Regions from separate parts of the Homo sapiens genome. Here region 2 is linked to region 1. Evidence: chromatin loops called from intact Hi-C (ENCODE). Cell type or tissue: HepG2. All regions are shown on one strand. Each heading gives the region's core, and the rest is flanking DNA. Links, peaks and the distances in the headings are about the cores only. Region 1 overlaps FMNL2 (formin like 2). Region 2 overlaps FMNL2 (formin like 2).

What was found. A loop is a pair of places that touch in the nucleus more often than their neighbours do. Peaks named below come from ENCODE experiments on the same cell type or tissue, not always from the same donor. Only the 100,000 strongest peaks of a DNase experiment are listed, where the experiment ranks them.
Region 2: it touches region 1 in a loop (2.8-fold over the local background); 5 of 110 quality-filtered maps call a loop at or near these places.

Annotation. Positions count from the first base shown.
Region 1 is chr2:152,416,744-152,432,912 of GRCh38, forward strand. The region is part of intron 1 of FMNL2 (formin like 2); the gene reads left to right. Among named protein-coding and RNA genes, the nearest start is that of FMNL2, 90 kb to the left of the region's middle. RefSeq lists enhancers at 6,930-7,656, 7,657-8,382. In HepG2, for the core only: no CTCF peak of the experiment used is centred there; DNase peaks (open chromatin) are centred at 4,978, 9,148 and 9,458; H3K4me3 peaks cover 771 bases.
Region 2 is chr2:152,477,393-152,493,561 of GRCh38, forward strand. All of the region lies in intron 1 of FMNL2 (formin like 2), which reads left to right. Among named protein-coding and RNA genes, the nearest start is that of FMNL2, 150 kb to the left of the region's middle. In HepG2, for the core only: no CTCF peak of the experiment used is centred there; a DNase peak (open chromatin) is centred at 8,869; H3K4me3 peaks cover 1,080 bases.

The DNA.
Region 1 (16,169 bases), core at 4,541-12,540:
ATTATACACTATTGGGATGTTTTAATTTCTAAAGTGTCACAGCCAAGGCATGAAAATGTGGATCAAGTAGGCAAATGGAATTAAAAATACAACAACATAACAAACTCTAACATCCACCAATTGTGTCTCAGGTAATTAATTAGAGCAGCCTGTAGTTACTAACCTGTGTGGATGTTTCACTGCTCGGGAAGAATAGTCCCAGTGTTTTCTAGATTAGTGGACTGTTCCAAGGAGGGCTGAAATAAGTTTCAACTTGAATTTGTAGATCTGGATAGTCAAACCTTAACAATACAGGCATAGGTTGTCCTCTGTGGGTATCTGTAGTGAATTACAATTCTGTATTAACTTCTACACGATTACTTATCCTAGTCTCATTAGGGAACACGAAATTACCTGAACAAACCATAAGGTAGCATAGACGTTCAAATCTGACATGTGCAAAGTTCCTTAAGCTAATTAGAAAATACACACATTGATCTGTGAATGGATGCCCTTCTGCTCCTTTAGGGCCAGTGATTGAGAGGTGTCTGTTGGAGGTTGGTGTTGAACTTGTGCTTGAAGTCTCCGGATACAAAACTTCACGGTTCTGGTTTAAGCAGAAGTCTTCATTGAATGACATCGATGTGGAGAGAAAATTCCTTGGCTTTCTGTCAGCTGAATCTGCTGATTTGTAAGACTCTTGGGGCAGGTTAACAGCCTTGTTGGTTGTTGTGCTGTGCTGACAGTGGGACCAAGCGGGGATCAGGAAATAGTCTAGGGCATTGCAAGGTTGGATTTGCTTACATTGAGGTGTTCCTGTGATCTGTGCACATCACCCAAGGTGATCAGGGCCTTGAGGCTTAGGCTGAAAGGCTGGCTTTCGAGGCAAAAGATCAGAAGGAAGAAAACATGCTGGCACCTGATGTATATCCCCTTTTGCTCTGCTTCCATCTACGGTTGCTGCCTGCTCCTCTGACATGTAACTCACCTCCTCTGTGCCTCATATTGTTAGAGCTAAATTTCCCACTGAACCCAGACTGTTATTTTTGACCTGCCCTGCCTATTTATTTGTGCACCAGTGAGTGTGTGAGTAAATGCATTATTTTTATTATTATTATTTTTTCTTTTGAGACAGAGTCTTGCTCTGTTTGCCCAGGCTGGAGTGCAGTGTCATGATCTCGGCTCACTGATCTCGCTGATTGAACCTCTGCCTTCTGGGTTTAAGCAATTCTCATGCCTCAGCCTCCCGAGTAGGTGGGACTACAGGTGCTTGCCACCATGCCTGGCTAATTTTTTGTATTTTAGTAGAGATGGGGTTTCACCATGTTGCCCAGGGTGGTCTCGAACTCCTGAGCTCAGATAATCTGCCTGCCTTAGACTCCCAAACTGCTAGGATTACAGGCATAAGCCACTGCACCCAGCAAATGCATTAATTTTTAAAAATTATAGCAGCTCTTTTGGAAGAATTGAAACATAGAAAAATTACCCCTTAGTCCATTGCATTTACATGGTGATTTTCTTTTTCATTTCATTTTTTGGCCACGTTTTTAATTTTTATTTTTTGCTGTGGTAAAACGTTAAGATAAAATTTACCATCCTTGCCATTTTTAAGCATACGGTTCAGTGGCATTAAGTACATTTGTATTGTTGGTGGTGCAATGATCTTCACCGTCTGTGTCCAGAACTTTTCATGTTCCCAAACTGAAACTCTCTACCCATTAAACAGTAACTCTTCATTCCCCCCACCCCTTCCCCTGGTAACCACTGTTCTCCTTCTCAGTCCCCATGAATATGCCTATTCAATGTAACTCATAAGTGGAATCAGGGAAGTTGTGTCCTTTTGTGTCTGGTTGATTTCACTTAGTATAATGTTGGTAAGGTTCATTCTTGTTGTAGCATTTGTCAGAATTTCATTCTTTTTTAAGGCTGAACAGTAATACTCCATTGCATGGATAGAAACCTCATTTTGTTTATCTATGCATCTATTGATGGACATATGAGTTGTTTCTACCTTTAGGTTATTCTACATAATGCTACTATGAACATTGGTTACAAGTATCTGTTTAAGTTTCTGCTTTCAGTACTTTTGAGTATGTAACTGGAAGTGGAGTTGCTGAATCATATGGTAATTCTATGTTTAGCTTTGTGAGGAAGCATCATACTGTTTCCACGGTGTCTGCTGCACCCTAGCAATGCACGAGGGTTCCGAGCCCTCCATATCCTTATATGCTTGCAAAGGATATGTGTCTTTTCCTTTTTTTTTTTTTTTAATAATAGTCATTCTGATGGGTATGAAACAGCATCTCATTGTGGTTTTGATTTGTACTTATGCATAGGTTTTTTAAAACTATGTTTAAACAGAGTGTACTTATTTTTCATCCTTGATCAGTTAATATTTTGTCATGTTCTCTTTTTGCCTTTCAAAGGACTTTTTTTGTTTTTTATTATATATGGACAAATTATAGTTGCAAATACTTAAGGGGGTACAAAGTGATGTAATGATGTTTGAACTCAATGTGGAATGATTAAATCAAGCTACCTAACCTATTCACCTCAAATATTTAACTTTTTTATAACATTTGAGATTTTCTCCTAGTGATATCGAAATGTACAGTATGCTATTATTGTATTTACCATGCTGTGGAATAGCCCTCAAAAAAGGAAGAAATTCTGTCATTTGCGACAACATGAGTGGAATTAGAAAACATGCTAAGTGAAGTAAGCGAAACACAGAAAGACACCACATGTTCTTACATATGTGGGATCAAAACAATCGAATTCATAGAGGCAGAAAGTAGATGAGTGGTTACCAGGGGCTGGGGGAAATGGTAACGTGATGGTCAAAGGGTACCAAGCCTCAGGAGGAGTAAATTAATTTATTTTTGAGATCTAAAATGACTAATTTTAATAGCTTTTTTCTGGGATCCATCCTGAAGTTACCAGTTTTCTGAAGAAAAGCATTTGAACCAAGAATCCAAATGTGGGCTTCACTACAGAAAGGAGAAACACAGGGCAAAACTGTGTCTAGGCGCCCCTGAGACCACCCCAGGAGGACTGTTGGGCTCCCTGTGACCTGTTTTGGAACTCTGGGGGAGCTTTATCAGGGAATACACTTGCTGGAAGCTGCAGAATATGGGAGAGACTCCGATTGTAACAGGCAAGTTTCTGGTGAGACAAAAATGGATTAAACCAAGACTAATGCCAGGCATCAGAGACAGCAAAATCATCCAATTTATCATCCTTCCCTCAAGGCTGAGAGGTTTTTAAGTAGTTTGGAAAAACTTGGAAAGGGATAGGGAAAGCTTGAGAATAATTTAAAAACTTGTCCCCTGCAGGCCAGTTTGCTAAAAGCCGAGTTTTACCAAAAGGCTAAAGCAGTAATTAAAGCAAAAAGCCTTTGAAAAGGAATCTTGAACTACCCCATTAACAGAGATTACAGGGTATGGTTAGTAAACACCAGAGTATTTAAAAGAGAGTAGTGACACAGAAATGAATGCCTTGTGAAAAGACGAATTTGGTCACCACAAATTATAGAAACTTTCAGAATATACAGAGAATGCCTGTAAGCCAAATGGAACTGTTGGTAGAACTGAGTTAAAAAGTGTTTTCTGTAGAGTTTCATTTGTAAACGTGATTTTTAAGAGTACAAGCTGAATATTACTTAAAATGCCAGTAGGAAAAAAAGTCACACCCCTTTCCTAGTAACTGCTTTTTGAACCTGAAGTTTTTGGAAAGAAGCATCGGTTTCTGAGTATGATCTGAAAGTACTGGCTTTAATAAGGTCTTTCTCCGAGAATTGTTGCTTATCTTACAAGGCAGAAGTGACAAGGATGGTACTCAGCACTGGGGCATTGGGTATCAATGGTGAGCTCATCTCTGTTTCAGGAAGGAGCTGACCAGCGACATCTCATTCCAAAAATTGCCAGATAGATGCAGCACTGAGCTGCCTCCCAGGTCATCCCAACTGATTAATGTGGAGATCTGCAGACTAAAGCAAAGAGAAAAGTGATTTGAATGGACCTGAGGGACTTTATCCTCCACTATGAGGTTGCAGGGGGTGCCTTCTGTGACGGTACCTTTGTAAGTTATTACAAACCTACTGGTGGAAAAACCTTGACTGAGTTCCACTCTGAATCCCAGTTGTAGAAGCATCATGAAATTGAGCACAGGAAAGACTAGGAGTAGGAAGAACTGGGTTTCGGACTCAGATTTGCCTGTTATTCGCCTGAGATGTCTGGCGTTGGTTGCTTGCCTTTCTGCAAGGATTGTAGGGTACCGTCCAACGCATCTTGTATGTGGGGACATTTTGGAAACACATAATACTGTGTAAGCATTGTTATTAGTAGGTAAAATGGTAAAACTGAAATGAAACAACGCCCTGCCCAGCCCCGCCACCCTAACAACTCATTTCCCCTTTAGGCATTTTCTTGTCAGTGGGTACAACACTTCTGTCAGTATCTTTGGCTCTGAGGAAGTCAGTGGAATGAATGACTTCAAGTCTTTGAAAAATAAATTCATGGCTTACTGTGGGCAGTAATTTGTTTTATCCCAAAGCCGGTAATGTGAGGTATTTGAACCAACCACAAATTAATTATCCTACTATATTTGCAGCAGTGTTAGGGTTACAGGTACAACCTAAGCACCATTGCCATATCATTCTGTTTCTGGACAATTAATAACATGCAACCGTGTTGGGACAACAAATCAGTGCTAACCTCTCTGGGGAAACTCAAGTGCAATTGTGAGATGTAAATCTCCATCCACAGGCTCTGCAAAGGGGGAAATATAGGAGTGGCTACTTACTATGTGAAATGCACAGACATGACTAAGAGTAGAGAGTTGTATATTCTGCCTCCCAAAATCCTCCTCATGTGGCTTTCTCCAAAGCCTTCTCAGAGGACACTGAATTCACCTAGGAACTTCGAGAAATGTGAGATGATTCAATTCTGTTGGCAGCAGTGCCTTTCCTGTTACTGATTACTGGCTACCCGGGAGCTCATTTCCTTTGTACTGAGTCATGTGCACTCAGAGAGATATGACCAGGGAGTGATGTTATAGAAATTGCGTAAGTGTAGAGAAAAGGTTTGGTTCCCTTATTTTGCATGATGATCTCTCACTGTGCATTTTATTATGTTTATATTTAACTATGAAGTAATTGCTATTACTGCACTACTGTGTTTGATGCCTACCCTGTGTCAAACATTAGGTATTTTACGTTTATTATCTCCAATCCTAAGTAATGCCTTCAAGCTAGGTAGGTTTATTGATGAGGAAACCGGTGTGGATAGGTCAAAATAAACTGTTTTAGGCCATGCAGGCTGAATTTGAAATCATCTAATCACCTTTGTAAATCTGACAGGGCCTGAGCTCTTTAGGTCAAACCTGCTGCCTCCCATGTTTAGGGGAATAGGCTTAAGAAGTTCAGGGAAAGTACTTGCCTGTTGAGGCATGTTTTCTTAGTTACAAAGGGCTTAAATTGTTTTGTGGGTATGTGAAACATTCTTCCCAGAAGCTGAAAGCCTCCTAGGGATTCCCTCGTTCTGTGTTTTGCCCATTCTTTAAGTCACGGATGCCCAATGTGAAGAGATCACATATGTTCATGATGCCCCGTGATCATCATTGTCATGCTGTTGCCTGAAGGGGGACCAGGAATAGATTGGCATCCTGGATTTTGTGACTTAATAGTTGATTCATTGGATAAATGGTTGTCTCATTCTTTTTTTGTTAATGGCTTTATTGAGGTATACTTTAAATGCCATAAAATTCACTCATTTTAAAGTATAGACCGAAATGATTTTTTTGTGGGGGAGTTTTCCTTGGGAGACAGGGTCTTGCACTGTCACCCAAGCTGAAGTGTAATGACACCATCTTGGCTCACTGCATCTTCTGCCTCCGGGCTCACCTCAAGCCATCCTCCTATCTCAGCCTCCCCAGGAGCTGGGACTACAGGCATGCACCATCACGCCCGGCTAATTTTTGTATTTTTTGTAGAGACTTGATTTTGCCATGTTTCCCAGGCTGGTCTTGAACTCCTGAGCTCAAGGAATTCACCCGCCTAGGCTCCTAAAGTACTGGGATTACAGGCGTGAGCCACCGCAACCGGCCTTGAATGATTTTTAGTAGATTTACAGAGTGGTGCCACCATTGCCACAATCTAATTTGGAAATACTTCCATTGCCCCAAAAGAAACTTTGCAACAGTTGTGTCAGTTTTAAACTGCTCTTTTAAGGTACCCTTCTCTGATGTGCTATTAGGTTCTCTAGCTGGCTATGAAGAAGAAGAAATCATCTTTGAAAATTATTTAAGTAAAATTTTTTTATTTTAATTTTTGTGGGTACATAGTAGGCATATATATTTATGGGGTACATGAGATGTTTTGGTACAGGCATGGAATGTGTAATAATCACATAATGTAAAATGGGATATCTTCCCTGAAGCATTTATTTTTTGTGTTAAAAACAATCCAGTTATATTATTTAATTTTAATCAAACAATATAGCACTCACCATATGTCAGGCACTGTTCTAAGTGCTTTGTGAAGATTAACTCATTGAATTCGTTGATTCCTCTTGACACACTTTGAGAAAGGTACTCTTAATATTTGTATTTTACAGATAGAGAAACAGAAGCATAGAAAAGGTAAATAGATTGGCCAGTGTCACAGAGCTGGTAATGATGGAGTTGGGAATCAAAACGTGTTATTCTAAGCACTCTAAAGCACCTGATGAGACCAGAAAGAATGGGGGAAGCAGTAGCTAACTAGATGGATGGAAGGCATCAGGAAGAGTAAAAGCCAGTACCTTCTAGGAAACAGCCAGAGCTTCAGATAGCCCTGGGTCTCAGATGCCTTAGTACAGAATAAAATAAGATCCGATAAATCCATCCTGGTGGTCTGCATGGCATTTGTCAGTAATCTAGGATTCCTCTGTCCATTTACCCTCCTCTTCTTTGCCTTGGTATCATAGGGAGCAAAACATGCTTTGATGGACTTTTGCTTTCTATATTGGACCTCAGAGAGCTAGAGTGATGTGCTTTTGAGGTCCCTTACCTGAGGGAGTTGGGGGTTGGGGGTGTCTGTGTTCTGGTCAAAAGGTCCTTGGTGAAGGTCTGAAAAGCCTGGTCTGGAATGATCTGTGGGAGGAACTGGGCCCATTGCCCCATATCCTTAGCCCACCTCCTTCCTCTTCTTTTGCAAATGGTTGTATTATAGTTGGTGGGTCTGCCCATTAACCTTGCCTATTTTGAAGCCTGGGACCTTTTCTTTGTTTAGGGGGAAGGCCTTTTGATCTCCTAGTGTGCTAGGATTCTGGGGAGGGAAGCTCATGAGGCTGGTATAGTCATTAAGTTCAGCTGTTCACTAAAAATTACCTTTCTCTGAATTTGGAAGATAGCAACCATGATAGTAATTCCCTCTCGGCCTCAAAGGGAAAATGACCACTCTAGTTTTTGTTTAGCATTCCCCTGTCCTTAGGGCACAAAAACCTTGTGGAAGTATTCGGTGGTACACATGAAGGAACCCGGGCTGGGTGTCTGTCCACCTTTGTATTTAGTAAATATAACGGATTAGCGCGTTTTGGTGGGAGGAAAATTTGACTCTTCATACTTAATGTGTAATGTACTTGGGATTTATTAATTGATTGATTTGCTGCTTGTGTTTTTTGGGCCTACCATCTTTTTTTTTTTTTTGAGATGTAGTCTCATTCTGTCACCCAGGCTGCAGTGCAGTGGCATGATCTTGGCTCACTGCAACCTCCACCTCCTGGGTTCAAGTGATTCTCCTGCCTCAGCCTCCCGAATAGCTGGGATTACAGGCGTGCGCCACCATGCGCGGCTAATTTTTATATTTTTAACAGAGACAGGGCTTCACCATGTTGGCCAGGCTGGTCTCGAACTCCTGACCTTGTGATTCGCCCATCTCGGCCTCCCAAAGTGCTGGGATTACAGGCATAAGCCACCACTCCTAGCCCGGGCCTACCATCTTTTTATTCTACCAAGTTATGCCCCTCCATTTGCTTCTGGCAGACTTTCATCCAGTTCAAGACCCTTTTAACTTATCAAAGGTCACAAGAAGATGCTCAAGAGGGAATCAAAGTGAGTATGTGGAATGCAGGGTATTCTGTCAAAACTGTTAGAATATATTAAAAATTGGAAAAGCCAAAGCTTGAAACACTATGTCTGGTATAACACATTAGTTGCCCATAGGAACATTTTGATCAAGTGATGGCATTGATACAAGGGCGCTGAGTTTGTGTTGTTAATTCACTTTTAACTCTTCATGTATCATTTTTGTTCTAGTTGTAAACTGGAAGAAATTTTTGGAGCTGAAAGGAACTTTAGCAAACCTTCAAAATCAACCTGCTTATTTTACATAAGTAGGCATTGAAACCTAAGAATGGTCAAGTCAGTTTTCCAAACCCCTGTAAAGAGTTAGATGAAAGGAGCAGTCCAGTTTTCTGGGTTAATTTTCTGGTGCTTTCGCATCCTGAAAATCCAATATGGGCCTTATTATAAAGCTATAGACGGGTCTATGAGATCTTTCTAGGTAAGAGTGCTATGTGCTATTTCAGTAAAGGAATTGGAGACAGAGTTATTTGAGATGGAGTAACTGCCAAGTGGTCTTATAATTTCCCTCCATTCTGTCCTGGTGATTAATCCTAAATTGGACTTCAGAATTCTCAGTTCAGTGTGATAAAAATGTTAGTAAAATCTCTGTACATGGCAGTTATAGAAACTTGTTTATTACATAATCTTTTTCTGACAATTCTGTTCTTAAATATCTTTGGCTTAATTTTCAAACAAAAACCAAAAATAAAAATAAATGATTGGTAGTCCTTCTAATACTTGTTCTAATTATACTGCTTTTTAATGATCAAAAAAGTATTTTAACAAAACAGCCATATATCTTAATATGCCAGAACCACTTAAAGTTCTACAGTCGTGTTTATACCAGGTATTTTTATTGTGAAACATGCCCCAAACACATCTTGAGCGGAGCTTTAAGTATGTCTTGTCTATAACATTGGAAAGAGATATGAACCCTCCTTTGGTTAATTGAAGTCAAGGTGTAATGCCTTTGTGGTTTCCCATGTGTTTCTAATCAATAGTTCTTGGCGGTTTCCAAACGACTTCCCCCATCCCATCTCTCTGGTATGAGCACTTCAGGAAACAAACTGTATTAACTTTGGCCAGAATACACAGAGAGGGTTGCAGGACCTTTTAGCAATTTTCTGTGGAGGATTCTCTGACCTGGTAGGTTGAATATCTCCTCTGTTAGCCTTTGGGTATACGTTGTGATAGATTTATGGTAGGGATAAATCATTTCCAGGATGATGAAGAAGTTTTAACATCTACCTCATTGTGTTATATAAAAATATTTAAGTGTTATGGCATCTGAGTAAATGGAGATGGGTGACAGGGAGAAAGGGAGTGAGGAAGAGAAGCTCAGGGTTCTTTAGGCCACAATGGACCTTGAGCTGTGTGTCATTGGCTATTTATTTTTGTGTGTCTGTGGCTGAAATGCTCTCCAGAATAGCTGTAGGAATAACAGCTGTTATTAGGAGTAAGTCAGACAGGGTACTTGTGTATTTAGAAGACCTTTTAAGCACTGGTAGCAGCCTAGACAAGCAGCCGGTAGAGATATAAGACAATGGCCCCTCGGTTGTGGTTGCCATAGCCCTTAGTATGTTTTATCACTTGCTTAGAGTTTTGTTCCAAAGGCAGGAGCCATGTGGCAGTGCACTTTCAGTGCCTCAAGCATTGTTTGTATGTATAGTTCTTGAAAATTCATCTCACTTTGTCACGTCACAAGATGAATACGTACTCAGACTTGATGTGAAATGCTTTCTTTTGATCATCAGTGCAGACACAGTGGTTCGACTTCATTAGTCAGAGGTGGGGCCCAGATACTGATGTTTTTTCAAAGCTCCCCAGATGATTCTGATGGGCAGCTGATACTGAGATTTTTTTTTTTTTGAGAAACACAGAAGCATATAAAACAACAATCTGTTTTGCATATATGCAGTACTTGGTATTTAGAAAAGCTGTTTATAGCCTATTCCTATTGTCAACTTGAATTACCATAAGGAAATATATTTAAAGTTTAGCCTTATCACCTGTTTGCATTAGGCAGTGGTCTCTAAGAAGCCTAACAGGTATTTGTAAGAAAAGTAAATTTTAAGCACAACTCATCCATCTAAAGAAATACATAAAAAATCAAGCATTTGTGGCCCATACTCTTCCTGCCATGCCCGTTGGTCTCTACCTCATGGCTCACATGGCATGTAATAGCGAGTCAGTGTTTTTGTTTTACAAAATCCTCTTCCAACTCCTCGTAGGAGAGGATTGTATCAACCTGGTTTGTTTCTCCTACTCTGATGTTGGAACGGTTAGGAGCAGGAAATCATTCTGATTAGGTCCCAAACTAGCATAAAATGAAAATCAGTGCTAGTAACCCCTGAGTCCTAAAAGATAACTTACAGGAAAGAGGGAAACCAGATGGGAAGTTTAAAAGCAGGAGAAGTTAATGCTTTAAAATCATTGTTTGGCTGGGTGTGGTGGCTCACACCTGCAATACCAGCACTTTGGGAGGCTGAGATGGGTGGATCACTTGAGGTCAGGAGTTCGAGACCAGCCTGGCCAACATGGTGAAACCCAGTCTCTACTAAAAATAAAAAAATTAGCCAGGCATAGTGTTGTGCTCCTGTAGTCGCAGCTACTCGAGAGGCTGAGGCAGGAGAATCGCTTGAACCCTGGAGACAGGTTGCAGTGAGTTGAGATCATGCCACTGCACTCCAGCCTAGGCGATAGAGTGAGACTCCTTCTTAAAAAATAAATAAATAAAATGAAATCATTTTTTGTTGTTTTAATTTCCATTATTGTCTTTTTTTTTCAACATAACATCTCTCTTAAAAATGAGACTAAAACTTTCAAGGTAATATGTGAAATGAAAACATTTCAAAAGGGTAGAACATGGGAAGACAAGACTTCCTCCTCTTCATGTAAATTCTATCCCCCAGTATTAACGTTTGAGATAACCTCTATGAAGCTTCTTATAAATCCTTCCAGAATCGTGTATGCAGTCAAGCAGGGCCCCTGGGATTAGATATATGGATTGTATTTAGATTATAGTAGGAATGACTCCCCCTGGGTTTGTGCAGTGCACATACCCTTGGCCACACGTGGTCACCCTATATGCAGAGTATACTCTACCTTTAAAACAATACAACATAGGATTACATTCAGTGTACTGTGCTATACCTTGCCTTTTTCAATTAACAGTATATAATGGAAACTTTGCCATTGTCTTTAAAGGATATTGTCACACTGCCAAATTGCCACATTCCCCCTTTGTAAAAGGCAACACCTATTTAAATTACCAGTGGTGTATGAGAGTACCTGTCTCAACCCATTCTTGCCAACTTTGCATTTTATCAAACTTGAAAAATATTTGCTGATTGGTAACATATTCATTCCAAAAATGTTTTAAGTGACTTCTGTGTGCAAGGCTTCTTGCTCTATCCTGCAAAACAAAAGCAAATCAGAACCGTGCTTTCTTCTTTTCTAGATGTCTGTGGTTTAATGGCAGTGAGGGACAAAAAGCAAGCAAACCACAATTTACAATTATTTTATGTACAGATTTATCATGGAAACAAAGGGGCAGCTGTAGTAAGCCATTATAGTTTAATGTAAAGTTTAAAATGCCATAGAAATATGGGTTATTGCTCTTTGTGTTGCCTGCAGTATTTTTCTTCTCATTTGTAAATATATTTTCCATTTAGTTTCTTGATGTCTTCTAGGTTAGCTTATTGCATAATTTAAGAGCCTTTTTCCTTTTGCTGCATCAAATATATGGTAGATAGCCAACTTTTTAAGGACTCTCTTTTAAAAACCTTCCTGAAATGATACCATTTTATTCTTTTTGTAAAGACCCCTATAGAATATCTAGGGAGGTTGAGAAGTTTCTAGTATTTTGAAATAAGAATTTATAGCAAACCCTGTGTTTTGACTAATTGTGTTCTATAATTCTGTGATGTGGCTATTGGTCATAAGTCATTAGTGACTTTGGATAGAGATAGTTCGAGTGGTGGGGTAGAAAGTGTTTCTAGTTATAATATGTCATATACCTCAAGGTCTAGTCTAATGTCTGATGCCATTTTTCTGGTCTGTCTAGAGATTCATCTAACACTGCTGCATGAAAATAGTTAAAGCTTGCATGTTCTCACTTACAAGTGGGAGCTAAATGATGAGAACACATGGGAGCATGGTGGGGAGCAACACACACTGGGGCCTGTTGTGTGTGAGGAGGGAGGAGGCAGGTGGGAGGAGGGAGAGCATCAGGAAGAATAGCTAATGGATGCTGGGCTTAATACCTGGGTGATGGGATGATCTGTGCAGCAAATCACCGTGTTTACCTACGTAACAAACCTGCACATCCTGCACATGTACCCCTGAACTTAAAATAGAAGTTGGAAATTTAAAAAAGCCTTAGAGGAACAAAAAAAAAAAAAAAAAAAGAAAGAAAATGGTTAAAGCTGAAGACAGCACGCAGTGTCCGACCAAATGTGTCCATGCAGAGCTGTCCCTTTCTAGGCCGGTGCCCCTGCCTTACATTGTGTGTAAACTCTTGATCCTTTTCTAGAGCCTAGTGAAGGGTCTAGCTGTGGGAAGTGGAGCATGAACTGGAAATAACTTCCTGCCTCTAGCGATTCATTTTTCTTTTCAGCACCATTTCAGCGATAGAGGTTTTACTGAAATTTAAAGAGAGAAAGGCTAAAAGCTTAGTATTTCAATGTGCCAGCTATTGCTGACTTGCAGTAAAGAACTGTTGCCGAATTAATGTGGTTGGTATTTACTGACAGATCCCTTAGATAGCCCACTTCTTTTGTCTTTTTTTTTTTGTTTTCTTTTCCCTTCTAAGACTTCTGTGGCATCTATCTTCAATTTGTCTTCAATTTTGGGGAAATGCTCTTTCTTTTTTAATTTCTAAGTTTTTAGAAATTGATGCTCTCAGATATGTCTGAATTGACACAGTATGATGGGGATCTAAGACCTGCTTTTGTGCCTGGGAGCCATGAACGTTACACTAAGCAGTCGAAATTTCTGTGCTGTAGTTTTCTTCTCTGTAATATGAAGGTGCTGGGATAAATAATCTGACATCTTGCTTATTCAGCTCAACAATTCTGTGCATATATTGCATTTACACATCTATCTTGGATTTTTAAAAGATGTGGCATAGGTGATGGGTTGATAGGTGCAGCAAACCACCATGGCATACGTCGTTTACTTACGTAACAAACCTGCACATCCTGCACATGTACCCCTGAACTTAAAAACAAAAAACAAACCAACAAACAAAAAAAGCAGTGGCAGCAGATGTGTGCTTTGAGCAGTTGGTTATATTGAAATTTTTATAATACTGGTTTTATCAAATTATGACTAATTATCCCTTCACTTGCAAAATAAAGTGGTTTTCATTTTCTATGTGGAAGTCAAGAGACTGTACTGTGCTTGAGTTTTGGAAATGAGTTCTCACGTTAGTCCATTTTAGAACTTGCGACCAGGCTATCCTTTGTCTCTTCCTTGACAGACAGCAGTGGGTTGCCAACGTGCCCTTGTGTGCACACTCACCTTTTCTCTTCTCTTTATTAATGTTCTGTTATAGGCAAAATGAACATTGTGCTGAAGGTGTGTTAACTCATTTAATTGGAGATGAGTGAAATATCATTTTCTAATGGCCTTCTGCATGCCTTAGAGCCCAGGCCTATGGGGTACGTTGAAGACGTGAACATTGTAATGCAAGTTAATGTTTATATACCTACTTTCACTTCCATTCATCTCTTTCTTTAAAGGTTGATTAAAGATTTATTTCAGGCCATGCACGGTGGCTCACGCCTGTAATCCTAGCATTTTGGGAGGCCGAGGTGGGCGGATTGCCTGAGCTCAGGAGTTCGAGACCACTCTGGGCAACATGGTGAAACCTCGTCTCTACTGAAATACAAAAAATTAGCGGGGCATGGTGGCACGTGCCTGTAGTCCCAGATACTGGGGAGGCTGAGGCACGAGAATTGCTTGAACTCGGGAGGTGGAGGTTGCAGTGAGCCAAGATCATGCCACTGCACTCCAGCCTGGGTGACAGAGTGAGACTTGGTCTCGAAAATATATATATATATATGTTTATTTCAGCAAATTCTGGAATTATGCCCTCCCCTCCCCCCTTTTTATTTTTGCTGATTGATGTTTAAAAGTGGACCATTAAAAAATGTAATTCCAAGATTGCCTTGCATCTGTTTTGAATGATTGTGTTTTGCTTTACAAGGGGCAGAATGACTTTTGGGGCCAAATGCTCAGCTGACTTTTTGTTCGCTGTTTTCTGCAGGGATCTTGAGAATAATGGTTCTTTTTAAGGCCAATTGTTACTTTCTTTCTCACACAAAGGAAAAAAGAGACTATCTTTAGGAAACACTGCTTTAAATCATCTTCCTTGAATATTAATTCTCTGTTGCTTCCTCCAAAAATGGAGAAAATAATCCCTACCCTCATAGGCTTATTATAAGGCTCAATTATGATAATGGTGTGAAAACTTTGAAAATTAGACTTCAGAGAAATTGAGTTAATCTGGGATTATTTATCAATGTCTTAGTAACCAAAAGTTTAAAATGTGTTTTGTTTACCAACTGGTTGCATGTACATGGTTAATCCAAAAGGCTCAGCTTTTCAGCAAATGGAAAAAGATTAACTTCTTTATGGATCACATTATGAGATGAAACACATTTCATTCTAGCTGCTGAAAAAATAGCAACATGTTTTTGAAACCATTGTGATTTTGTATTGCAGTCACTAAAACATCAAATATATCATTTTTATGTTAAAGTGCCCTAATTTGTGTTGTTACATAAAACTTGGAGTACCTTGACCAAATAGAAGAAATTAATGTGCCGCGTGTCTGTTTTAAAGATGAAATCTGAGCCCAGTGTGAGGCTCATGCCTGTAATCCCAGCACTTTGGGAGGCTGAGGCAGGAAGATTGCTTGAGTCCAGGAGTTGGAGACCAGCCCGGGCAACATAGGGAGACCTCATCTCTACAAAAAATAAAAAATAGACAGACATGGTGGCACATGCGTGTAGTCCCAGCTTCTTGGGAGGCTGAGCTGGGACAATTGCTTGAGCCAGAGAGGTCAAGGCTGCAGTGAGCTGTGATCACACCACTGCACTCCTGGTCTGGGCAACAGAGTGAAACCCTATCTTTAAAAAAAAAAAAAAAAAAAAGATTTGAAAATTTAAATCTTGAGAAGGATTCTGAAGATTTTTGAGAAAATATTTTATTCCTCTCTCTGTTATCTGTGTGTATGTGTATATACACATACAATTTTATGAAATGTGGTTTATGTGATTGTTTTCAGTATTTGGCTAATATCTATGTAAAAGAAAAATGGGCCCACAGGCTGAATATGTGTTTTCTCCTCATAAATAGGGGACTGGTGGTTGGTTGCATTTCTTTTTTTTTTTAACAGTCTCAGATGATTCTGTCTTCATTTCCACTTTGCTCCCATTCTGGCATTGCCTGTGTGGATTGAGCATGTGAAAGCTTGACATCATGATTCAATCATTCTCTGATTTTGCAATAATTCAAAGCAGAGCGGAAGCATTGTGAAAGAATCATGCCAGTTTTCTTAAGGTCTGATACACCCATCCTAATTTACAGTATTGTTCTAAAGATGCACCAGGAAACACACATGCATGCACACACACACCCTAGTGAGACATCTGAGGGGATTTGGCTGCCTCCCGTTCCTTTCCTGTCTCCTCCCTTTGTTTCCAGATGCATCAGCAGATGGCCGTCCAAAGCTCTAAATTTGTACCTTGTGTGACCTTTAGCCTGGAGAAAGGCAAATTTATTCTGAGGATAGACTTCCCTGCCATTGCAAGTAGACCTTCTGTCAGTTGTTATAAATAAACTCAAGTCTTTGGATGTTCCTTCTGAGGTTGAATTGGCATAGGGGGCCGTTAATTAAACTGTAGCCTTTCTTGGGACTCTAACAAATTTTAAAGATGAGTAAGACAACATTGGAGGTACTCCCTGATAGTCCTGCAGTGTAGGATAATACAGGAGAAGCTCCAGGATCCATCTCCTGAGAGCTGGCTTTGCAGCGTAGGATAATACAGGAGAAGCTCCAGGATTCATTTCCTGAGAGC
Region 2 (16,169 bases), core at 5,299-13,298, 61 kb after region 1:
GATGTTGGAAATAAATGACTTTTGAAAAATCTTCCAAAAAACCCCACAGTGTCTAGATTTTGGTGCTGTTTTACCCCCATCCCAAACTTGTTTCTTCTTCCTTGATTTCCTGTCAGCTCTGATTGCTGTAGATCCTGGATGATGACAAATTGGTGTCTCAGAGTAAGGAGCAAACAAGACAGGAGCCTCAAGCAGGCTGTCCGTTGATTTGTTGTTTGGGTTTTTGGTCTATTTGCAGCTTCTCAGGTCCTAGCCAATACAAATAGGTGAGGTTCTTATATAATTTTACACTGGCAAATTAGAACAAAACAAAACAGTGGAGGGAAGCGGGAGATGGACATTGAGTATAGGTTGGACAATAACGATAGAAAAGTGGTTTGGATTCTTTATAATTATGGTCTGACATGGTTCCAGTAAAGGTGTCTTTGGTTAAATTAGGTAATACGTGGTGTATATATATACACACAAACTATAGACACATGAACATAGCAGCTGCTAAATTTAATGCCCCAGCGTTGCTTCATACTACATGTAGATTTTAATGAGTCAGCACAGCCTGCTAAACCAAGCTTCTGGCACCGAGAGCCTTTTTAAAACTCATCTAAACACTATTATTGATCATTCACAAGTGGTGGTTAAATTTTTTTTTAAATAGCAGAATCTTTGTTACCCAAATTAAAAGTTACACAGAACCACAGTATATAAAATAGTTAAAAGCCAAACACTGCCTTGTTCCTGGGCTCCCTGGGGCCTCCAGGGGACTTTGAGAACTTTGGTTACATTGTTTGAAAAATTCTGACTAAAATGTATATACTTAATATACGTATACATATATACATATATATATATATATATATATTTTTTTTTTTTTTTTTTGAGACAGAGTCTTACTGTGTCGCCCAGGCTGGAGTACAGTGGCATGATCTTGGCTCACTCCCGGGTTCAAGTGATTCTCCTGCGTCAGCCTCCTAAGTAGCTGGGATTACAGGCACGCGCCAACGTGCCCAGCTAATTTTTGTATTTTTAGTAGAGACGGGGTTTTACCATGTTGGTCAGGCTGGTCTCAAACTCCTGACCTCGTGATCTGCTGGCCTTGGCCTCCCAAAGTGCTGGGATTATAGGTGTGAGCTACTGTGCCCGGCCTGAAAATTTTTTTAGTTATTGTTACAAAAAGGCAAAGTGTACCAAATAACAAAATTGCAAAACACCATTCAGGTATTATGGTGGTGATCTGATTGTGTTTTTATTTTAGTAGGAAGCAGTTCTATACATTGAAAATCATTTGTGTTTAATGTTGAGTGGTGTAGAAAATGTTCATAATATAAAGACTAATGTAGGATGAGAGCTAAATTTCAGGAAGGTTCAGTGAGTATAAATTCACTGAAAAAAGTATTTAAAAGTATTATAAAGACAAAGATGAGTTTTACTAAAAAGCTTATATGGATGAAATTAAGTAGAATAAAGATGAAACTTTGTGACCTGGTGAATTTCAAATAAGTATATTAAAACTACAGTATATGCTTGATTATAAGGCAACTCTCAAATGAGGTGATGTCCCACATTCTCAAGAAGAATAACAAATAAGTTCTGAATGTATAAACTTCTTGGGATATAGGTGAAATAATTGAAAGTATGTTAATATTTAGTTACACATATAAAATATGAGATAAATTTTAGAAAACCTTCATTTTCCCACTCCAAGTTTTCAAGAAACAGTTTTTTTTTGTTGTTGTTGGTTTGTTTTGTTTTGAGACGGTGTCTCACTCTGTTGCCCAGGCTCGAGTTCACTGATGTGATCATGGCTCACTGCAGCCTCGAACTCCTGGGCTCAACCAATCCTCCTGCCTCAGCCAATCCTCCTGCCTCAGCTTCCTGAGTAACTGGAACTACAGGCATGCACCACCACACCTGGCTAATTAAAAACAAGTTTTTAGGAGGGATGAGGTATCACCATGTTGCCTAGGCTGGTCCTGAATTCCTGGGCTCAAGTCATCCTCCTGCGTTGGCCTCCTAAAGTTCTGGGATTACAGGAGTGAGCCACTGCTTCCGGCCAAGTGAAGCAGTTTTATTTAAATCCTACATGTGCTTCAACATTACTTCATCACCAGAACCACTTTTTGGCTCCTTCTATAGTTTGAGTATGTCATCTTTATTTCTAAGTCTGTATGATATCAATTTTGCATTAGCACCTCGACTTTGATGTTTTTACATTCTAAATTATCTACATGATGTAAAAAATAATTACTTGGAAAGAAAAAGCTTAAGTACATTGGCTTTAAAATATATATAACTGGGAGATTGATGGATTCATGGATGTTGTGGGTTGTTTTTTTTTTTTTTTTTTTTTTTACTCTGTCATCCAGGCTGGAGTGCAGTGTCGCGATCTCGGCTCACTGCAACCTCCGCCTCCAGGGTTCAAGCGATTCTCTTGCCTCAGCCTCCCGAGTAGCTGGCACTACAGGCACGTGCCACCGCACCTGGTTAATTTTTTGTCTTTTTTTTTGGTAGAGATGGGGTTTTTTGGCCATGTGACTTACGTTGCATGGGAGTGTATGTCCTGCTTTACAGGTATTGGCCTTGGCCTATAACTCGTTCGGCGGAAGAACATAAATGAATGTGATGCAAGCATATACTTAAATGGGATGCCTTAAATGTAATTGGGATTTTGTGCTAATGTGAGTATCATGAGAAACTATGCCCCAGCTACCTGCTACCTCTTCAGCCTGGACACCAGAATGACGTAGGTGGTGTAGCAGACCTGATTCTTAGCCTTAGCAGGCAGGCTGAAGATCTCTAGGATACATCACACAGCAACTACCTGTTGGTCTATCAGATCTAATTTGACCACTACAACTCACAAATCTAATAATAATCTTGCATTTTTTTGTCTGAATTAGCAGAACCAGAAGTTACACTTAAGATAGGTTAGGTAATTTCTAAATTAAAAATAACTCTGGGCCAAGCGCAGTGGCTCACGCCTGTAATCCCAGCACTTTGGGAGGCCGAGGCGGATGGATCACCTGCGGTCGGAGTCCAGAACCAGCCTGGCCGACATGATGGAATGAAACCCCGTCTCTACTAAAACTACAAAAACTAGCAGGGCGGAGTGGCAGGTGCCTGTAATCCTAGATACTTGGGAGGCTGAGACAGGAGAATTGCTTGAACCTGGGAGGCGGAGGTTGCAGGGAGCCGAGATCATGTCATTGCACTCCAGCCTGGGCGACAGAGCAAGACTCTGTCTAAAAAAAAAAAAAAAAAAAAAAAAAAAAGTGAAAATCAGCCTCAAAACAAACAAACAAAACAAAAAAAACTTTGGGGATAATGCCCATCTACCAAGGGCTATGCAGTAACTTGGGATTCTTGGCAGTAGGCATTTTCAAGAATACAGTATACATGGAAACCAGATGCATGCAGTAAAAAATGTATCACCAGCCTTGAGTGCACTGTTCATTTTTCCAGTGAGACCTTCAAAGGGTCTGTGAAATGAAGCCTGGTGTTTTCCTCTTCAAGGACTCATTTTTGAGTACACTAAGAACAAAATTTTGGCCTCTCTGTTAGGCATAATTTCAGAGTCTCTCTCTACACATTCATTGGATTTTGCAAGATATGTCTGTATATATACACAAGTGGCTCCCATCTTAGTCTGCAGATTTGAAGCATATGTATGTGCTTGTGCATAGTCATTCTGCCTCTGCGCATGTTTCACTAAATTTATTGCATGGACTCTTTTATGGCTCTCTAAAGGAAAGTAAACACTTAACTGAACAAAAAGTTCAGCTTTACATTTTAAAAAATTTCTTCTAAGCAGAAGAGTTTGAGATAAAACATGTCTAGTGACGCCTCCATTTATCTACTGCTTACCTAGTTTACTCGCCAAAATAGATCATTTAATTGAAACTATCCAGTTTGTGTGATGTCTTCCTAAAATACACTTAACTGATTGAAGTTTGACCCACCCGTTCATTATTATCCATTTTCATTCAAATAATTAACTTGATTATGACTTCGATATAGCACTTTCAACAGCCAAAAAACAACGTTTTGGCCTTTTTAGTACTTTTCTACCCTGGTATTTCACGTGAGACTCACGTGGGGAGCTTTAAAAAATAGTGCTGCCCAGGCTTTTCCCCCAAGATTCTGATTTAATTTGTTTGGGGTGGAGCCCAGGCACTGGTAGTTTTTTAAAGCCTCCCAGGTGAGTCTAACTTGTAGTCAGAATTGACAGCCACAGCTACAGCTACAGCTACAGCGTTTTTGTAAACTTTATTATTGAAACTAAGCAATTCAGGTTGAAATTTGTTTTACGTGTAGGATTGTCGTGATAGGTCCTCTCCAGTGTTCAGATCAACCTGATAATGTCAGATCTTCTAGGAAATTGGTGTCATGTTTGCAGCGTTATTTATCTCCTATTTTCAACGTACTTTGGGGCCATTCTTGGAAGGCTGATCGGGAAAATTAGTTGCATAAATAAAACCTTAATGCTAGCCTGGGGATAACTACCTTCCTTTATGACTCCAGCTATTTAGGTAGTACTCAAAGTTGCCTCTTAAATCACACTGCCTCAGTCAACTTTATGGAAATGGATTTAAATAGTGGTGAACTTTCCTCCGTCATGGAGAGGAGCCCAGTGGATTTGCTCTGGTGACCTCAGTCACACTCAGCACAGTAGAGCCTTGTTAGGGACCCAGGAGGCAGCAGTCTTACCTTTCTCTGCCAGATGACTATGTAAATAGTCAATGACAGGTCGCTATAAAAGTTTCAAATTCCTAAATGAAAACCAAGTTTTCCAAGGAAGAAATACAAAGCCTTAGCATGTGTACTTAAATTAAAAAATACTTAAGTCTACTGGAACTGTGTATTTTTTTCTACCACATGAATCTTTTTTAGAAGAGGGGATTTTCTTTCTCCCCTAGCCAGTAAATATTTATCTTTTGGATATATAGACCAGCTGCATATACTGCATGGATTCCTTTCCATTCATATGTGAAATAGCACATTTTTTTCCACTAGCCAGCAAGACTCATACTAGTATATTACTCATAATAGGATGCATTGAGTCTTTTTGATTCATTCTTGCTCTTCTAGGATCCTCATCAGCTTCCATGGAAGTTTACGATCAGTTTCTTAAGACTGGCTGCGATGGGTTTTGCGTGTGAGGCAGTGTGCTTAAGGTTCTAGACTCAAACTTTTTGGATTTGAATTCTGGCTTTTCCACTTAATAACTGAAGGACTTAGTTTTTAAAAGACTTCTCTAAACCATATTTTCTCCATCTACAAAATGGGAATAATCATTGCTACCTATCTCATAGGGCAGTAGTGAGACTCAAATGAGGTCTTTCAAGCCTTTGAAACAGTTTCTGGCATTCTGTAAATGTTAGCTGCTGCTGCTACCTACCCTTCTAATTACTGGTGTAACTGCCTGATACTGTCCCCGGTATTACTCTTTGACATAATTATAAAACATCAAGTAAACACAGGTTACTGGTGAATTAAGAAAAAGGATCAACTTTTTTTTCCTAGGCCTCTTGTAGGCAGTCTCTCCTGGGGTCTTCTGTTTCATGAGTCAGAGGCTTATCTCTCTGTGATTACAGGCTCACTGGGGGCAGGCACCTATTTTATTTTACCTAGATAAATAAATAAATCCAATCCCTTCCCATGTAAAATTTTTGTGTATCAGCTGTATTGAATACTTGTGTCTATTAATATGAATCTTATGAATAGTCTTATTGCTGTAAGAATTCCATAAAGACTGGACATTGTTTTTCATGGTATTTTGACTCTTTAAAAAAACACACACGCAAACAGAAACATGGTGGAGTGGCTGAAAATTGGAAGCTTAAATTTCCAAGTTCATGTCTGTGTCACTGTAGACCCTGACTGGAAAGTCATCATTTCCTTGAACCTAGAGGAATGTGCTGAAACAGTAGTAGGTGTTGGTTAAAATTAGAACCAACTATTTCCATAACCAGAATTACAGACACATTAAAAAAAAAAATAAAGTGACAGAAATCTACTAGTTTTTCCTTGTGTATTCAAGAGGTTTTTGACCCAGTTCAGCTAACTACAATTGGATTCTGTCCCTGGACTTGGCACATAACAATGCATGGTAGACTTTCTAGACCTGGCGATGGAAACTCGGAACTCTTCCCAGGTATGAGCCCTTAAAAAAATGTCATCAGGATCTGAACAGCAAATGACAGTGACTTCTCATGTTGTCTCCTTTGTGCCCTCCTTCCCTGATGCTAAGCCCCAGGAAAAGATTCCATGTTGACATTATTTGTGTTTAATAGCTCATTACTGTGTCCACGCTCTCCAGCTTTCCTTTACTAGCAGTGAGCCTGCCAAGGCGCCAGCACTGCAACTACACATGTTTCTAGACTACTGTATGAATTGCTCATCTCTTGAAGCTATTTATTTGTAGCTAATAGCTAGCATTTGTTACCTCTTGAGAACCAGAGAAATGCACACACAGTTTCCATGGAGAGGGGGAAAAAAACCCAAACAACCTATGATCCAGGATCCTGTTTTTGTCTAAGGAATGCAGTTTGCTTGAGCAAGACTCTTAAGATGTATTTGTATAGGGTGCAGATGTTAGTCATTAGTGCTTAATGTATGCTGAGATGGGACCAGCTAATGGACCCTCTACACTGGTCAGTGGTGTTGAATCAAGCTATTGCTGGAAGGTCCTGAGGAAGTAGTTTCCAACGGTAATGGCCCTGATCCCTTTGCATATCGTTTCTTTTGGCCTTTCCTCCCTCCCATGCTGAATTATAACAGAGTCACTGGTGTGCAATTCCAGAATGTCTCAGTTTTTTCATCAGATACCTAACATTTACAAAATTACTTTAAATATTTGCCTCAGTCCAAGGTCTTGGGACTCAGCACCTTTTTTCTTGCTTACATAATTTAAAAAGTCTATGGTGCCATTTTCTCAATGAACAGGACTAGTTTAAAAGAGAGATATTGGGCCAAGTGCAATAGCTTTGCCTGTAATTCCAGCACTTTGGGAGGCTGAGGTAGGAGGATCACTTGAGGCCATGAGTTTGAGAGCAGCCTGGCCAATACAGCAAGACTGTGTCTCTTGAAAAAAAAAAAATAGCTGGAAGTGGTGGTGCCTACCCAAAGTTCTAGCTACACAGGAGGCTGAGGCAGAAGTATTCAGTTGAGCCCAGGAGTTTGAGACCATCCTGGGCAGCATGAGACCTCATCTCTATAAAAAACTTAAAAAATTAGCCGAGCATGGTGGGTAGTCCCAGCTACTCAGGAGGCTGAGATGGGAGGATCACTTGAACCCAGGAGTTTGAGATTACAGTGAGCCATGATGGTGCCCCTGCACTCCAGCCTGGGTGACAGAGTGAGACCCTGTCTCTAAAACATAAAATGAAAAGAGAGCTATCAATGGCTTTAGGATTTGGGCTGTAAACAGTGATACAGAAGAGATGAACTTTGCGAAAGAATAAAAGATGCTCTTAGGGATTGGGGAGTGTCTGGTGCATTAATGGTTCCTGTCTTGGGAAAAAGCTGTGTGTAGCAATGTTCTTGGGTGTTCACAGTAGCTCTTGTATATGAGACGTGGTCATTTTCAAGGTTGTTCACCAGTGGTAGAAGAATAGATGGCATTTGATGCTTGTTATTTTATACTTTTAACTTTTAAAATTATTCTGTAATTTAAAAATATTCTGGGGCTGGGCATGGTGGCTCCCAGCACTTTGGGAGTCCAAGGTGGGAGGATTGCATGAGCTTAGAAGTTTGAGATCATTCTGGGCAACACAGTGAGACCTGATGTCTACAAAATAATGTTAAAAATTAGCCATGCATGGCCGGGCACGGTGGCTCACGCCTGTAATCCCAGCACTTTGGGAGGCCAAGGCGGGCAGATCACGAGGTCAAGAGATCAAGACCATCCTGGCCAACATGATGAAACCCCGTCTCTACTAAAAATACAAAAATTAGCCAGGCATGGTGGTGTGCACCTGTAGTCCCAGCTACTTGGAAGGCTGAGGCAGGAGAATCGCTTGAACCTGGTGGTGCACACCTGTGGTCCCAGCTACTCGGGAGGCTGAAGTGGGAGGATCGCTTGAGCCCAGGAGGTTGAGCCGTGATTGTGCCACTGCACTCCAGCCTGGGGGACAGAGTAAGACTCTCTGCCTGTCATAGATAGATAGATAGATATAGTTTTCAACCTCTAACTGGTTTTGTGTGTGTGTGTGTTGACAATTTATCTGATGGTTCTTTGAAAACTGAAAATGTGTCCTTCATTCCAACATTATACATTTAAAAAATCGAATGTTTTAACATAAATATGGGAGGAGTACTCCATGAAGGTGAAAGCCAGTGATTCTCCTTGAAGAAGGGTATTGTTCTGTGCTAGCGGCATCTCCATTTCGCCTAGCAATTGTAGCAGAATAGAGACTGCATCCCCTCTCATTCTACAGGTAAAGAATAGTTTGAAGAGAAAGCTTAGTGATTTCACTGCCAAAAGAAAGCTTTTAACAAAATTGCTTATTAAACCACACCTCAGGCTGTGCAGGGACATGGGAGGAGCGTGCAATTTCTGAAAAAGAATATTTAGAGGAGGATTTTATTGTATAATTGGCAAACTTCTCATCTCCGAGAATAATTGCTTGATTTCATGGAAAGGACCAGAACTTGGGTATCTTGAGGCCTAAGATAAATAGATAGCAACGGATCATGCTAGTCCCCATGGTTACTGGGAACTGAGCTCAAGTGGATTGTTATCCTGAACAAGTCTGTGTCAGGATATTCTTGTCACCTTTCAGCTCTTTGGTATTTGCTCTCTTTCTTGAATCAGCAAAAGAAATCGCTGTAAAGTTAATGTAATTTACGGGAAGTTCCCGTGCCACACTGCATGCTTTTGTGTGTCACAAGACTTAAGCTTCCTGCTACCCTCTGTTAAAGGAGAACTTTTTATGTTCCTAACAATATACGATTCTTTCAGGAGCTATTTACATAGCTGGGTTGGTTAATAGACAACTGGGGACTGGGCTATAAGCATTTTGACCTGGAAATATTTCTTTGGGGTTATGTGAACTACTGTACAATAAAACCTCAATTAACTAGGATTACTTGGAGAAAAGACAGTTTCTGGTTGAATTTTCTTTTAAATGGAAGGTTAAACACTTTCCTTTTCTCAACCCTTCTTATTCACTTTCTTCCTTTGGCTTTTGGAATTCAGATGTTAAGATCTTGAAAATAAGTTAATGTTTCATTGAGTTAGTCCGTAACAGTGCTTTGGAACATCCTTGAGTTATGAAGCTTGTTATTCAGGCTTTACTTTCTTCAGAGGATTAAGAGGCTTGAACGTGGCTGCTAAGTTCTCTAAGTTGTTTTCTGGGGGGAAGAATAAATTTTTCTGTGTAATTTTGTTTTCTTGTATCTTTATCAGATTCAGAATAAAAAAGCTATCGTAACATGCCCTGCATCAGTAGGCCTTGTTAGTTACGTAATCCTACTATTTGAGGGTTTAGGAATATTCTAGCAAAATATAACAGAAATGAGCCGTTAGTAAATTGCTTAACTTAAAATATTTAGTTTTCTTCTGTGTGTGTTAAAGTCAAGTTATATTAATTTAATAGGCAGTTGGGTTGGCTCTTTTGCATAATCCAGACAATATATGGATCCCACAAATATTTATTGAGTATATACTCTGTGTTCTTCATATACCATGTTAGGCAGTTTTGTAATATCAGTAATGAGACCAGCATAAGTGTATTAACCTCTGATAACCTTCACATAAATCTTATATTCTACAGCAATGAAAACTTGTCCCTAAGGGACTTTGTGGTCACAGCAGTTCTGATTTCCTTGTTTGAAATTTTTGTAAACTTTCCAACTTCTTTGTTTTGCACTCAGTACTTAAAAATAAATTTAATGCCAGAAGTAAAAGTACTATTATTTTCATCAATCATAAGTTATAGATAACAAAAACTCAGAAATTTTTCTTGAACATAGGTAGGGAACTTAGGTGAAAGGACTGCTTTAATTCCATCTAAAAGATAAAACCTAATACTGACTTACAAATATGTTGCTAAGAGTTTAGTGTCTCCAAGTAAAGGTAGAAATTTTACATTATCTATCAATGATATCGGCGAAAACTAAAATTATTAGGAAGTAAGCTAAGAATAATTTATAGTCTAGATTTTTAACTTAAAAGTGGAACCAATTTCCAATGGTTTCTTCCCTTAGTTCTTGAGTTAGCCATACTGTGACCATTAAAAAACATCTTTAAAATGTATGTGAAAAAACCTGAAGAAAATGTGGCAAAGGGTAAGATTTGATAAGAAATGGGTCTAGGTTTATAGGGAATGCATTATAGTCTTTATAGTTATGTGTGTTTGAAATATAATAAAACACTTTTAGATGAATTCTTTCTTTTTTTTTTTTTTCCTTTTTGAGACACAGTCTCACTCTGTTGCCCAGGCTGGAGTGCAGTGGTGTGATCTTGGCTCACTGCAACCTCCATCTCCTGGGTTCAAGTGATGCATGTGCCTCAGCCTCTGGAGTAGCTGGGATTACAGGCGCACACCACCACACCAGCTAATTTTTGTATTTTTAGTAGGAGACGGGGTTTCACCATGGCTGGTGTTGAACTCCTGACCTCAAGTGATACGCCCACCTCGGCCTCTCAAAGTGCTGGGATTACAGGTGTGAGCCACAACGCCTGGCTAGATGAATTATTTCCTTTAGAAATTATTTTCTGTGTATCTGCAAAAGTGTTTCATTTTAGTACTGTGAAATGAATAGGCCCTATGCTGGGTCCTGTTGGGGTTTGTGATTTATAGATGGTAAAATACATTTCACACTTACAAGATGAAGCAATCTACCTCTATATAAAGAGCTTGCCTGTGGGTGGTTGTAGCAAGTGTCTTCTTATTATTTCACAATTGAGGGCAAGAGAGAGGTCAGACCATTGGTGAAACCCTTAGTGCAAGCAAGTCCGCAAATAAGCTTTTTAGCTACTTAAGCCTAGGTGTTTTATTGGCATTGAAGGCCAAGACACACGAGCAATACTTGCACAATCAAAAGTTCTATTTTTCCAAGACATGCTGGTCACACAAGAAAAACTGAGATAACATATAATTTATTTTTCCAAGACATGCTGATCACAAAAGAAAAACTGAGATAACGTATAATTTAGTTACTGTGTATCCACTTTGGATCCAGATTGCATATCTATATCTGTCTGTAAACAGACATATGCACACATATATATACCTGTGTGTATGTATATATGCACACACACACATATATATTTAAAATCACAGTACTTAATTAATTTGCCTCCAAAACTAATGGCCACATTAATGCCTTTGAGCTAAGTTAGACTGGCTGGAATCAGTTGGCAAGATCCTGGTAAATGGTTTTGGTGTCAACTAGGACACAAGCCAGGTGTGGTGGCTCATGCCTATAATCCTTGCACTTTGGGAGGCTGAGGCGGGAGGATCACTTGAGGCTAGGAGTTTGAGACCAGTCTGTGCAACATAGACTCCATCTACAAAAAATAAAAAATTAGCCAGGTGTGGTAGCATGTGCCTACAGTCCTAGCTATTTGGGAGGCTGAGGCAGGAGGATACCTTGAGCCCAGGAGGTTGAGGCTGCAGTGAGCCACGATGGTACCACTGCACTCCAGCCTGAGCAACAGCGAGACCCTGTCCAGCAGGGTAGAGTGCAAAGGATGCCTGTGGAATGGGAGAATCTGTTCAGCATCCATCCTCCTGCTTCCAGGCTAAACCCATGAGAAGAGTGCTGTCAACAAAAGAAGTGTTCCCTACAGTGGGGAAGAATTGAGGTTAGCAGAAAGGGTAAAACAAGAACAAAGTAATTCCTAGCCATCCGAAGAGGTGGAATGGGAAAGGCAACACCTATAACAGGAAGGAAATACTCCATCTGGGGCTGAGCCTGTCTTATTCTGAGGCCCAAGCTTGGCTGCCTTTCTCTTCATTCCCTCTGTGTGCCACTTAACAGTATGCATTTCAACTTTCTTTTCAGGGAGGGGCCAGATGTAGAAATGCCTCACACTACAGTGGAGGAGACCTCACCAGCTACCTGTACCAGTAAGATGGGATTAGCTCAGGAAACGTTGTTGTTTGTTTGAGGGACAAGAATAACATGAAAGAAGGAGCAAGATTAACAGAACAGCTGACCTAGAGCTGCTAGGCACTGGATGGTCCTCTGTGCTTATATACACAATGTAATACTTGTAAGGAAAAAGCAAAAGGCTTGGAGGAGGCTGTGGACTACCTATAGTTGACAGTATTTTCCTTTGTGGGGGTGGTGGATGTGGGACGTAGAATGTAAACTTCCTACCTTATACATTGATGTTACTTCATTGATTATAGTGAACACTTTATAGACTGAAACAAGTCTAAGAAAAATTCATCTTGAGCTGAGGAGATAGAGATGACCTGCCAAAGATTTCACATCCACAAAGTTTGTATGACTGATAGTTTTAATAAAAAAAATTTGTCAGCCAAAACATACTGAGAGTTTCTTAGTCGTATTAACTGATCTGAAACTGTTGCCACTAGGGGATATAAAAGATACTACCTGTATTTTAGTGATAAACCACAAAGAATAAAATGAGTTTTTAATTAGCATCATGCAGCCACTTAAGTATTAGCAAAGAAAATTTGTAGCTGATCTTTCAGTTCTCTGTAATATAGAAAAACAGATGCTGCATCTCTAGTTTTGCCTGTGCCTGGGGGATATTTAAAACTTGTACTAAAATGTTAATTTCGCCATGGTAGAGGTGACGGGGAAACTTGCAAAAAAAGGGGAAAGAGGAGGGAATTGGGTGCATAGAAGTGAGCATGAGGCCAGCAGTAGGGAATGAGTTTACAATAAATAAGGTGTGAGAGTGGTTGGGGGGAGTGGGAGAGGTTTGGGGGCTGGGAAGACAAGGGAAAAGAAAATGCAGGGATATGCTATTTGTGTTCATTTTGTCTTTGAAAATCGTAAGTGTACAGCATCATTCTCGGGCAGAGTCTGGGAGGACTTGAGTTGACTGCTACAGTTTATGATCTTCCCTAAACATCGACGTTCCTGGAAATCTTTGGCCTCTGAGCTGACTTCTTCTCTGTTGCTTGTGAGCCAGGAATTTAACAGCTCTGTTGTATGTGCAGGCTGCAGATGCTTCTCTTCAGCTTTTGCTATCCAATGTGTGTGTGTGTGTGTGTGTGTGTGTGTGTGTGTGTGTGTGTGTGTTGGATAAACTTAAAAAACCTGTTGCTTCCATGCAACGGCCCACACAACTTGGGACTCATGGTCAGCCTCACCTTCCACATTGGCTAAAACTCTACAGGAAACAGTTTATGGAGTTTAAGGAAAAAAAAAAAAAAGGAAAATTATCAGACTCCAAGCAAGTTATTTATGGACCAGTGTGTGAACAGAACATCTGATTGAAAAAAGAAAAAATTACAGATGGGTGGGGATGGAAAGGCAAATGTGTTGTGTAGCTGGCCAAGTAATATCTGGTTGTGTCAAAAAACGGGAAAAAACATCATCTTCAATGAGTTACGTTATTTGTATTCCTTCCATCTTGCCTGCCATGTGCCTTGGATAATGCTGCTGTCTATTAAGCCCTCTGTGTCCTACTCCCTCGCCAGCTTTGCTCCATTGTGCTGTTGGTGGGGACACAGCCCAGGTGGTTGGGTGATGCCTGTGCTTTCCTCCTGCCCTCTTTTGGTGTTGCTATTTGAAAATCACTTGTATAATGAATGTATCCTCTCCCCACTCCCATTGTTATGTGAAAAAAGCCAGTAAAAATGAACATCTGGCAAAGAAACTGTCCCAATTTAAGGAGGAAGTTTGCTAGATTTATGATCTTCCTTTGTAACTCAAGTATAAACTGGCCACTATCTGAGGAGTGAGGTCTTGCTACACAGTTTTCAGGGTCAGGGGGCCAGGCAGGGGTCGGGTAGGGTGAGTGGAAGCTCTGGGGTTGCCGCCTAGGCTGGAAAAACACTGTGCATCAGCTGAATGGCTGCCGGCCTGCCAGGATGCTGCTATTTTCTATCCTGATTCAGTTTTGTGAAAGGACAGTGGGTGTGAATTGTTGGCTGGGTCTCTGGATCACTAACCAGAAATAAGCTTAGCTAAATTGACCACAAGAAATTTCACTGTTTTAAATCCCACCAGCCAACTCCCCAAATTTTGCCTTTTTTGTCTCTTTCCTTGAAATTAGTTTAACATTGCATAGTGTATTTTATCTTCATAATGACTACTTAAAGATGGTTTTAAAACTGAACTATAGATCAGCCAGGGTGTGATGGCTCATGCCTTTAATCCCAGCATTTTGGGAGGCTGAGGCGAGAGGATCACTTAAGGTCAGGAGTTTGAGGCCAGCCTGGCCAACATGGTGAAACCTCATCTCTACTAAAAATACAAAAATTAGCCTGGCGTGGTGGCGTGCACCTGGAATCCCAGCTACTCGGGGGGTTGAGGCAGGAGAATCGCCTGAACTCGGGAGGCGGAGGTTGCAGTAAGCTGAGATTGTGCTACTGCACTCCAGCCTGGGCGACAGAGTGAGACTTCATCTCAACAACAACAACAACAACAAACTATATATTGTAAAATAGAGTTATACTGAGCTAAAGTATACATTTTAATCATTTATGTACTATGAAAAATAGTAAATTGCTTTTGTAAAAATAAAAAGTACTGGCATGAACACAGCATTGTTCCAGTGGAAGGAGTTTGTGGGTTTCAGAAGTTTATTACCCTCTGATTTAGATATGGTCCTGTCTGTTGAACTCACGGTCATGGTATAATGACATCTCTTCATTCCGTCCCCCACCCTCTGCCCCCAGAACAATTACCTTGCTTTATGTAATTTCTTGTTAGATCAGTCTCTATCTCCAAAAGCAACTGGAATAGATTAAATCAAGGCTCATACACAGCCTATAAAAACAGGAACTTCATTTCGGGGAAGATTTTTGTAAGATCGTTTTCTAAAATAGCATAGTATCAGAAATATTTCTGTAATGCTTTTCGGCAAGGAAATTAGTTCAATATTTTTGGCTTTGTCAACTCAGTTCTCAATAATAGCTGTACTCTGTTGTCATTACAGTTTTGGCTTTTCTCAACTGGAGAATGATTTTATATTAAGTGCTTTGTAATTATTTTTTTCTTGCATTTTTATCTAAGGCTTTGTAAGGGGGGTGTTCAAGTACAGCGTGGAACCAGATTCTTCTTTTCCTTATCTTTCATAATTTTCCATGTTTGTTTTGAATTAATTAGTTTTGATTCAAACAAAAAAACTAGCATTTTAAAAGATCTGGTGTTTCAGTATTTTGTTTTGTTTAATCACCCCTTGTTTCTTTTGACACTAAATTTTTCTCAGGAACTAAGCAGATCGGTTATCGTTCCTCTACTTTGCTTTATTGAACTCCCTAAGTGAAATTTGTTTTAACAAAGAGGCAGTGTTTATGTGTTGGTGATAAAAAGAAAATAGCCGATATATTATTACTTTTTTTTTCTTCTATGTCACCTTGTTATGTAAGGTTATTTCATTACCTTTGTAGTGTTTTTCATGGAAACCGTCAACAAGGAAGTACCTAACACTGCCCAACATGAAGCCAACCATAATTGTGGATAGAAATAGTAGACTCCTACTTCCTAGCCTTAAAGAATGTATAATTTAGTTAGCAAGTGAAATCCCAAGGGGTACATCATAAAGCAATGAATGATTCAAATTGGCACTGTAAGAATAAGTTCTAGGTGGTATGGGGCAGCCTATAAGAGCTATTGGAATTTAAAGAAGCAAGAGATTCTTATGCAATTATGGAAAATGTTCTCGAGGTAGAGGAATTTGAGAGTTCAAATTGTTTTCTCATCAAACTTCTCCTCATTTTAGATTCAGCATTTGATAGGTAGGCTTCCAGTGTAATTTCTTTTTTCCTGTTAACAAAATGAACCTCAGAATTCTGAAAAGGAAAGATACTGATTCATTCAAATCTCAAATGTCCTAACTTTATAGAAGAATGTGGTACTATGGAAGGGCACAAATCAAGGTGCTGTTAATATGAGCGGTGTTGTAGTTTGGATATTTAACCCTCTAAACCTCATGTTGAAATGTGATCCCCAATGTTGGGAGGTGGAGCCTAGTGGGAGGTGATTTGGGTGATGGGGGTGGATCCTTCATGAATGGC